Linked DNA regions of Homo sapiens: all the other regions are linked to region 1. The links are chromatin loops, found by intact Hi-C in ENCODE. Cell type or tissue: dorsolateral prefrontal cortex. All regions are shown on one strand. Region 1 has its middle 28 kb from the start of LINC02418. Region 2 has its middle 42 kb from the start of SLC15A4. Region 3 overlaps TMEM132C (transmembrane protein 132C).

Region 1 (2,500 bases):
CATTTAAAACTTCGAGACGTCCCAGATTCATTTAGAAAGACGGGAAGAGGTGGCCAGGTGCTGTGGCTCTCGCCTATAATCCCAGCACTTTGGGAGGATGAGGCAGACAGATCACGAGGTCAGGAGTTCAAGACCAGCCTGGCCAATATGGTGACACCCCATCTCTACTAAAACTACAAAAATTAGCCAGGTGTGGTGGCGCATGCCTGTAATCCCAGCTACTCGGGATGCTGAAGCAGGAGAATTGCTTGAACCCAGGAGGTAGAGGTTGCAGTGAGCCGAGGTCATGCCACTGCACTCCAGCCTTGGGCAACAGAGTGAGACTCCCTCTCACGAAAAAAAAAAAAAAAAAAAAAAAAAAAGGGAAAGAAAGATGGAAAGAGGCTCATGCCTGTAATCCCAGCACTTTGGGAGGCTGAGGTGGGAAGACTGCTTGAGGCCAGGACTTCAAGAAAAATGGGAAGATCCCACAAAACTGGGCCCTCCCATCCCATATGTGGAGACAGAGAAGCAGCTGCCTGTTTAGATGGGGCACTGCCCCCCTTTCACCCCCGCCCTCCCCGCTCCCTAGGCACGCTGGAGGGTAACACCTGGGATCTCCTGGGCTAAGGACAACACAATTCAGGTTAATTTCACCTGCCTCTCTTTACTTTTTAAAATGTGGCTGCTGGAAAATTTAGCATCATGTATGTGGCTCGCGTTGTGTTTCTGTCAGACAGGGCTGGTCTCCAGTGACAGGTGACGCAGAGGTGGAGGGTGACTGGTGACAGGCTGGCTTCAGCTTAGGTCATTGGGGTGCGTGGTCTAGGGCATGTTAGGGGTCGTGTCTGAGCTCTACTGTTGACATCTGGAGAAAGGGCTCCTTATGACACACCTCGCAGGATTGCAGTGTTGATGAAGTGACTTTGATTTTAAGAGCCCGTCGCTGTGTAAACGCCAGCTCAGTCTAAGGGTGGCTGGGGTTCGTGGCACGAGAAGGACGTAACAGCGCCACCTGGCATCCTCTCTCTCCTTGGCTTGAGTTGTTACTGAATTCCTAATTTCTGATGGGTGAAATTAACCTGAATTGTGTGTTGCCCTTAGGCCGGGGGATCCCAGGTGTTACCCTCCAGCGTGCCTAGGGAGCGGGGAGGGCGGGGGTGAACGGGAAGCGGTGCCCCATCTAAACAGGCAGTCTAGCTATCTCCACATGTGGGATGCTCCCAGTTTTGTGGGATCTTCGCATTTATCTTGAACTCCCGGCTTCAAGCAATCTTCCCATCTCAGCCTCCCAAAGTTCTGGGATTACAGGCGTGAGCCTCTTCCCATCTTTCTAAGTGAATCCAGGACGTCTCGAAGTTTTAAATGTGATGCATCTCTTTACCACCCGGAGAGCTATTCGCAGAGAAGGTCTGAGCTGATGGAGGGATGGACGAGGTCTTGAGCACAGAAAGCTTCCCGCAGCAATATCGTCGAAGGACACAGGGGGGCAGCATCGCATCGCATCGCATCGCATCAGAGCTCCTGCCCGCACCGCTGCCGCTGCAGCCTCCTCCGCAGCGCCCCGCTCGCACCCCGCCACTCTCCTTGCCCTCTTTCCGGAGGCTTCCCTGCTTTGGCTTGACCTTGACCTGTCCTTGTCCTTCAAGGCACCATCCTCTTCCTTCTCTCTTTAATTTCCTCTCCCCTAATCCTGCCACTCCCAGCCCCCGTCCCAAGCAGTTTATTTCAGGACCAGCAGAGCCAAGGACACAAGGACCGTCTGTCAGAGTCTAGAACGCTCAAGATGATCTTCTACCCGCGTGCCCGTCCTGGCCCTGACCTCATGCACAGAAAGCCCGGTGTTTCCACGGAAGACTTCCCAGGCTGTAAATCACGTCCTAGTCTGACTTGCTCCGCCTTGAAGCCGACTGGAGAAAATGTCAAGTTTTGATACTTATTAATTTTTGCATAGTTTGCACCACAGCCAATCTTAGGAACTGACAGTGCTATGGAGTGTATAAGGGTAGTCGATTTTGCACGTTAACTTCGCGAGTCTGTGGTGCCTGGTTGTTGGCCCAATACTATTTAGATGTGAAGATATTTTGCAGATGTGATTAATATTTATAATCAGTTGACTTTAAGTAAAGGAGGTTACCCTTGTAATGTGAACGAGCCTCTCCCAATCTGTTAGAGAAGAAACGGAGGACAGACCACTTTAAACGCACGGGCATTAAAGGGATTTTTGTAGAAGTTTAGGATTTTACAAAATAAATTGTGCATGCACCGTTTGTTAGCGACTGCTGGAAAATTCACCTGTGCACCAGCCCTTTGTGTCTATTATGGGGCACAGAGGCAGCCCCTTGAGTGGGTATAGAAGGACAAGCTGCTGTAACAAACAGGCCCCTACGTTTTAAAGAAGAAATTCTGCCTCAAGATTATAACATAGAAATTCTGCCTGGGTTTTTAGCCTGCTGGCGTCCCCTGCAAGTCACCACTACAAGAAGGCCTCCACAGTCAGGAACCAGTTCCTTAAAATCTC
Region 2 (2,500 bases), 1.2 Mb after region 1:
CTCAGCTTTCCTGGAGCCCACATTTTCATGCAAGAGACAGAGAATAAACGTGTCATCAAACAGTCACATATCAGAAAGTGAAAGCGTTTTGAAGAAGCAATAGAAGATGATGTGATGCATGATGAAGATGGAGGAGGGGGTCTGCCTTAGGTTGGCTTGTCCAGGGACGCCGAGGGACCAGGAGCCAGCTTGCTAATATCGAAGGACAGAGTTTCAGGCCAGGAGAACTAAGGGAAAAGCCCAAAGTCAGGAGAAAGCTTGATGCATGCAGTGAACAGAAAGAAGGTCTGGGAGGGAGATGGGGGAGGCAGGGCTGACGTGTAGAGGCGGTGAGTAACTCCACACAGAGCAGGACTCCGGAGCAAACCACTTTCTTTTTTTTTTTTTTTTTTTTTTTTTTTGAGGTGGAATCTTGCTCTGTCACCCAGGCTGGAGTGCAGTGTCATGGTCTTGGCTCACTGCAACCTCCGCCTCCCGGGTTCAAACAATTCTCCTGCCTCAGCCTCCCAAGTAGCTGGGATTACAGGCGTGTGCCACCATGCACAGCTAATTTTTGTATTTTTAGTAGAGACCAGGTTTCACCATGTTGGTCAGGCTGGTCTTGAACTCCTGACCTCCAGAGATCTGCCTGCCTCAGCCTCCCAAAGCGCTGGGATTACAGGCATGAACCACCGTGCCCAGTGGCAAACCACTTTTTTTTTTTTTTTTTTGAGACAGAGTCTCACTCTCGCCCAGGCTGGAGTGCAGTGGCGCGATCTCAGCTCACTGCAACCTCTGCCTCCCGGGTTCAAGCGATTCTCCTGCCTCAGCCTCCCGAGTAGCTGGGATTAGAGGCGCCTGCCACCACACCCGGCTAATTTTTGTATTTTTAGTAAAGAGGGGAATTTGCCATGTTGGCCAGGCTGGTCTCAAACTCCCAACCTCAGGTGATCCGCCTCCCAGCAAACCATTTTTTAAGGATAGCCCCCACCTTCCGTCAAGCAGTTGGTGAGATTCCCATTAGATGTCCAGCATTTCTTATTCAGCCTGCTATCTAGTGGCCGAAACATAGAACTACAGGCTATTTTCAAAAACTGCAAAGAAATTTTCTTGAATGCCTCCAACAACGAAATTGTGCAGAGAAGAATACCGTTAGCTTTTGCCAGAATGTTCGTATGGAACCTGGTCACTCAAGTTGTTTTTCCAAAACCTCTTAGGTTCAAAGTCAATACGATTTTTGAACACACCAGTCGTCTGTCATGTACGGGGACATACGCCCTTGCAGATTTGCTCCCGCACTTTGAGAGAATGAACATGCCTCAAGCCTGGGCTTCCCTGGAAGACAGCCTGAGATGCGGCCTCAGGAGCAGGAGTGAGGAACAGGGAGTGAAACCGGGGAGAAAGGAGAGTAGGAGAAAGAGAAGTTCCGGAGCTGGTGGCCACCCTGGGTGCCTGGGGCCGGACTCCCTGGGTCCTTTGGAGGAGCCTTTTCAAATGCATCTCAGAGCTGTCTGCTTGGGCACAAGACAGGGTAGGCGGGGGAAGCTATCCATTGGTCTCATCCTCCCTCCACGAGCATGATTCCTTGAGCATAGCTGCCAGCTCCCGGGTTATCCAAGGGCCAGTGCTGAGCAGGTTTCCAGGCATCCCCACTGTGGAGTCAGAGGTGAGTTCTGGAAAGTCATCTAGGTGAACTGAGGGCACTCCTCGCATGGGAAGACCCGAACAGAGACGGCCAACTCAGAGGCGCTGACCTGGACAGACGCCTTGCACACACGCTGGAATTTTTCCCAAGACAGAAATGGTCTGGGAACCGCCAATGGGGCACTTCCCAGAGCGTTGGATCCAGACACCCTCCCCTCATTCACCCGGTTCTTCCAGGGACTAGTGTTGGCCCCTGTGAGTTCCAGGAGCCGGCGTTTCCAAAGCTGCTTGCTGTGCTGGAGGAGATTTTCATCCTGAGCCTTGGACCAGGTTGGGGCGGGTCAGATCCTGAGGCTACAGGAGGCCGAGATCACCAACAGGCACTCGCCGGCCGTGTGTGGCATTTGGGGACACTCTGCTCAGCTTGGAGATTATTTTCTTCAGTTGAACTAATAGCTCGGTGTCCTCGCTAGGGCTGCTGCAGGACCAGATTTCCACTGACTTCGTGGCTTACCCAACTGGAATTTATGCTCCCTGTTCTGGAGGCCAGAAATCTGAAATCACAGTATTGGCAGGTCTGGCTTCCTCCAGAGGCTCTATGCCTCTTCCATCTCCTGGTGGCTGCCAGCGTCCCTTGGCTTGTGGCGGCATCGCTCCCATCTCTGCCTCTGTCTTCACTTGGCCTCCTCTCTGTGTCTGTGTCCTTTCCTGTCTCTTAAAAGGACACTTGTCGTTGGATTTAGGGTCCACTCAATTACAAATGATCTCATCTCCATTCTCTTTTTGTTTTTTATTTTTATTTTTTTCTTTGAGATGGAGTCTTGATCTGTTGCCCAGGCTGGAGTGCAGTGGTGCCATCTTGGCTTACTGCAACCTC
Region 3 (2,500 bases), 1.4 Mb after region 1:
TGATGGACTCCAGTAAACACACTCACATCCAGCACTGATAGACTCCAGTAAACACACTCACATCCAGCACTGATGGACTCCAGTAGACACACTCACATCCAAAGCCGATGGACTCTAGTAAACACATTCATATCCCACGCCGATGGACTCCAGTAAACACACTCATCCAACGCTGATGGACTGAGCTAAACACACTCCCATCCAACGCTGATGGACTGAGCCCAAAGGGGGCCCCTGCTGGGGCACTGGCATCTCAAAGGAACCACAGGTAGAGAGAAACACTTCCAAGAGAGGGATGAGCTAGCAATGGTGGCTTGAGTCAACATCCATAGGCTATCAGGAGAGAGAATTTGGAGGCTGGTTTTCTTGGTGCCCATAAAATCATAGAAAGCTTTCATCAAGTGAGGATTTGGGGGTGTGACCATAGAAACGAAATCTGGATAACTCAAGCGAGAGAAGAATGTGCTGGAAGGATCTCGGGTGCCCCACAGAATTGGCGGTCAGGTGCCATGACTGGGCCTGGGCAGTGAGGGCTTCTCCACGTCTTGGTAGGAAGATGCTGGCGAGGGGATGCCAGGTGGCTTCTGTTCTGTCCTTGCATCGCCAGTCAAGAATCAGAAAGACCCAGTTGGCCCAGCCTGGGTGGTGCCCATCCCTGGCTGTGGCAAGGCCGTGAGAGAGGGCTCTGGAGGAGAGAGGCCGTACTGGTTCTGAAAAGCCACAGCGCCATAGTCCACCCAGACCCTCCACAGACGGTGGCTTGGGCACAACCACATCTAGTTTCCCAGGCTTTCTCCAGTGCGGCCAGGAGTCCCCCCTCAGGGTCGCCTCTGATCTGTTTCAGTGAAGGCCAGGAGGTTCACAATCTCAGTGCCCCATTAGTTCCACTGCAGCTCTCAGCACAGAGGACTCATTCTCCCTTTCAACGCTGTTCGCCCCCAAACCCCATGAATCCTACTTGACCCTAACCACAGGTTGAAAGCCCAGCACCTGCCACTTAAATAATAGATGGCACCGCCCTCTTGTGGCAGAGACTGGCAGCACAACGCGTCCCAGCAAACATCTTACCTGTCGCGGACTTTTCTGAACAAAGAACAAGCTGCAGCTCACACACCTGACCAGAGGAAAACGGACTTTACTCCTCTCATATTGTCAACACCTCCAGAGCCCTACTGAGGGGAAATATACATGCCATAAAACTTAACAATTTAAGCGTATAGTGCCATGGAGTTTAGTAATTTTATACAATTGTGTAGCCTGTACCACAATCCAGTTTTGGAACACCGTTATGCAGAAAGTCCCTTGTGCTATTTGCAATTAATATGTGCTTCAAAATCCAGCCCCCAGCGATCACTGATCCTGCTTTCTGTCCCTATAGTTTTGCCTTTTTTAGAAAGTTCATCTAAATGGAATTCTACAATATGTAATTTTTAAACGCTTCACTTACTTCATCCCAGTGGTTTCTTTATGGCCAAATAGTTTTTCATGTATTTGATTTATTTTTACTTATTGTTCTATTTGATTGCCAAATCATGTTTTATTCTTTGGCTACCCACAAATTTGTTTATTCTTTCCCCAGTTAAAGGACACATGGATTGATTTTGGGTTTTGGAGATTATGAATAATGTTGCATGATAACATTTCCCTTCCTATCTCCATGTGGACAAATGTTTAGCTTCCTGAGAGCAGAATTTCCGGGTTGTATGACAAGCATACATTTCACCTATTAAGAAACTGGCAAATTGTTTTCCAACAACTCTTTGTCACCCTACTGCATTCCCACCACCAGCGCATGCAGGTTCCAGTTCCCCACATCCACACCAACACTTGGTATTGGCCACTGTTTCCATCTTAGCTTTTGTCGTGCATGGGAGGCGATATTTCATTGTGGCTTTAATTTGCAGTTCCCCCATGACTAATGATATTGACCATTTTAATTTATCTACCATTTCAGATTTCAATTAATTTCTATTGTAGGTTTGGGCTCAAATCCATTTTCTAATATTATATTTAGACCTTGCTTTTTTTTGGCTCAAGTTCATCGAGCCATTACTGTAACATCATACTTAATCTTTATGTTGGAAAATTTGAAAAGAACCAGATAATAGGATGAAAAGGAGGCATTCTGGCTTATCATCAACCAAAAAATAAAAATAAAATAAGTGAAAATCTAAAGAAAACGAGAGCAGTTGGAAGCAGCTTGACGTAGCAAACAAAACAATAACATGTTTTATATTATCAACAATTTAAATGATCAAAACACATATAATTAGATGTACTTCTCTCTCCTCCCAAATTTCCCTGTAAAAATGGATTTTTAAAAATCTGCCCGTTGTCTATCCCAGCAAATACAGTGTCCGAATACTGAGATTTTTGGGGCCCCAAATGGACGTGTGTGATGCTGTCAGCTGAGCATGTGACTTGCCGCTGCTCTCTGGCCAGTTTTTCTCTGCTCTCGGTGAGCCAAGTTCCTCAGCCGAGGTTTCGTTACCTCCTCAAT

Evidence for each region. Peaks named below come from ENCODE experiments on the same cell type or tissue, not always from the same donor. Only the 100,000 strongest peaks of a DNase experiment are listed, where the experiment ranks them.
Region 2: a loop joins it to region 1, with 3 times the contacts of the local background. A loop is called at or near these places in 11 of 110 quality-filtered maps.
Region 3: it touches region 1 in a loop (4-fold over the local background); 4 of 110 quality-filtered maps call a loop at or near these places.

The regions. Positions count from the first base shown.
Region 1 is chr12:130,013,110-130,015,609 of GRCh38, reverse strand. No RefSeq gene overlaps it. Among named protein-coding and RNA genes, the nearest start is that of LINC02418, 28 kb to the left of the region's middle. In dorsolateral prefrontal cortex, CTCF peaks have their summits at 1,249 and 1,450 (motif pointing right); DNase peaks (open chromatin) are centred at 999 and 1,469; H3K4me3 peaks cover 1,192 bases; H3K27ac peaks cover 473 bases.
Region 2 is chr12:128,781,023-128,783,522 of GRCh38, reverse strand. No RefSeq gene overlaps it. Among named protein-coding and RNA genes, the nearest start is that of SLC15A4, 42 kb to the left of the region's middle. In dorsolateral prefrontal cortex, a CTCF peak has its summit at 1,039 (motif pointing left); no DNase peak of the experiment used is centred here.
Region 3 is chr12:128,643,431-128,645,930 of GRCh38, reverse strand. The region is part of intron 4 of TMEM132C (transmembrane protein 132C); the gene reads right to left. Among named protein-coding and RNA genes, the nearest start is that of SLC15A4, 180 kb to the left of the region's middle. In dorsolateral prefrontal cortex, a CTCF peak has its summit at 1,033 (motif pointing left); a DNase peak (open chromatin) is centred at 1,020.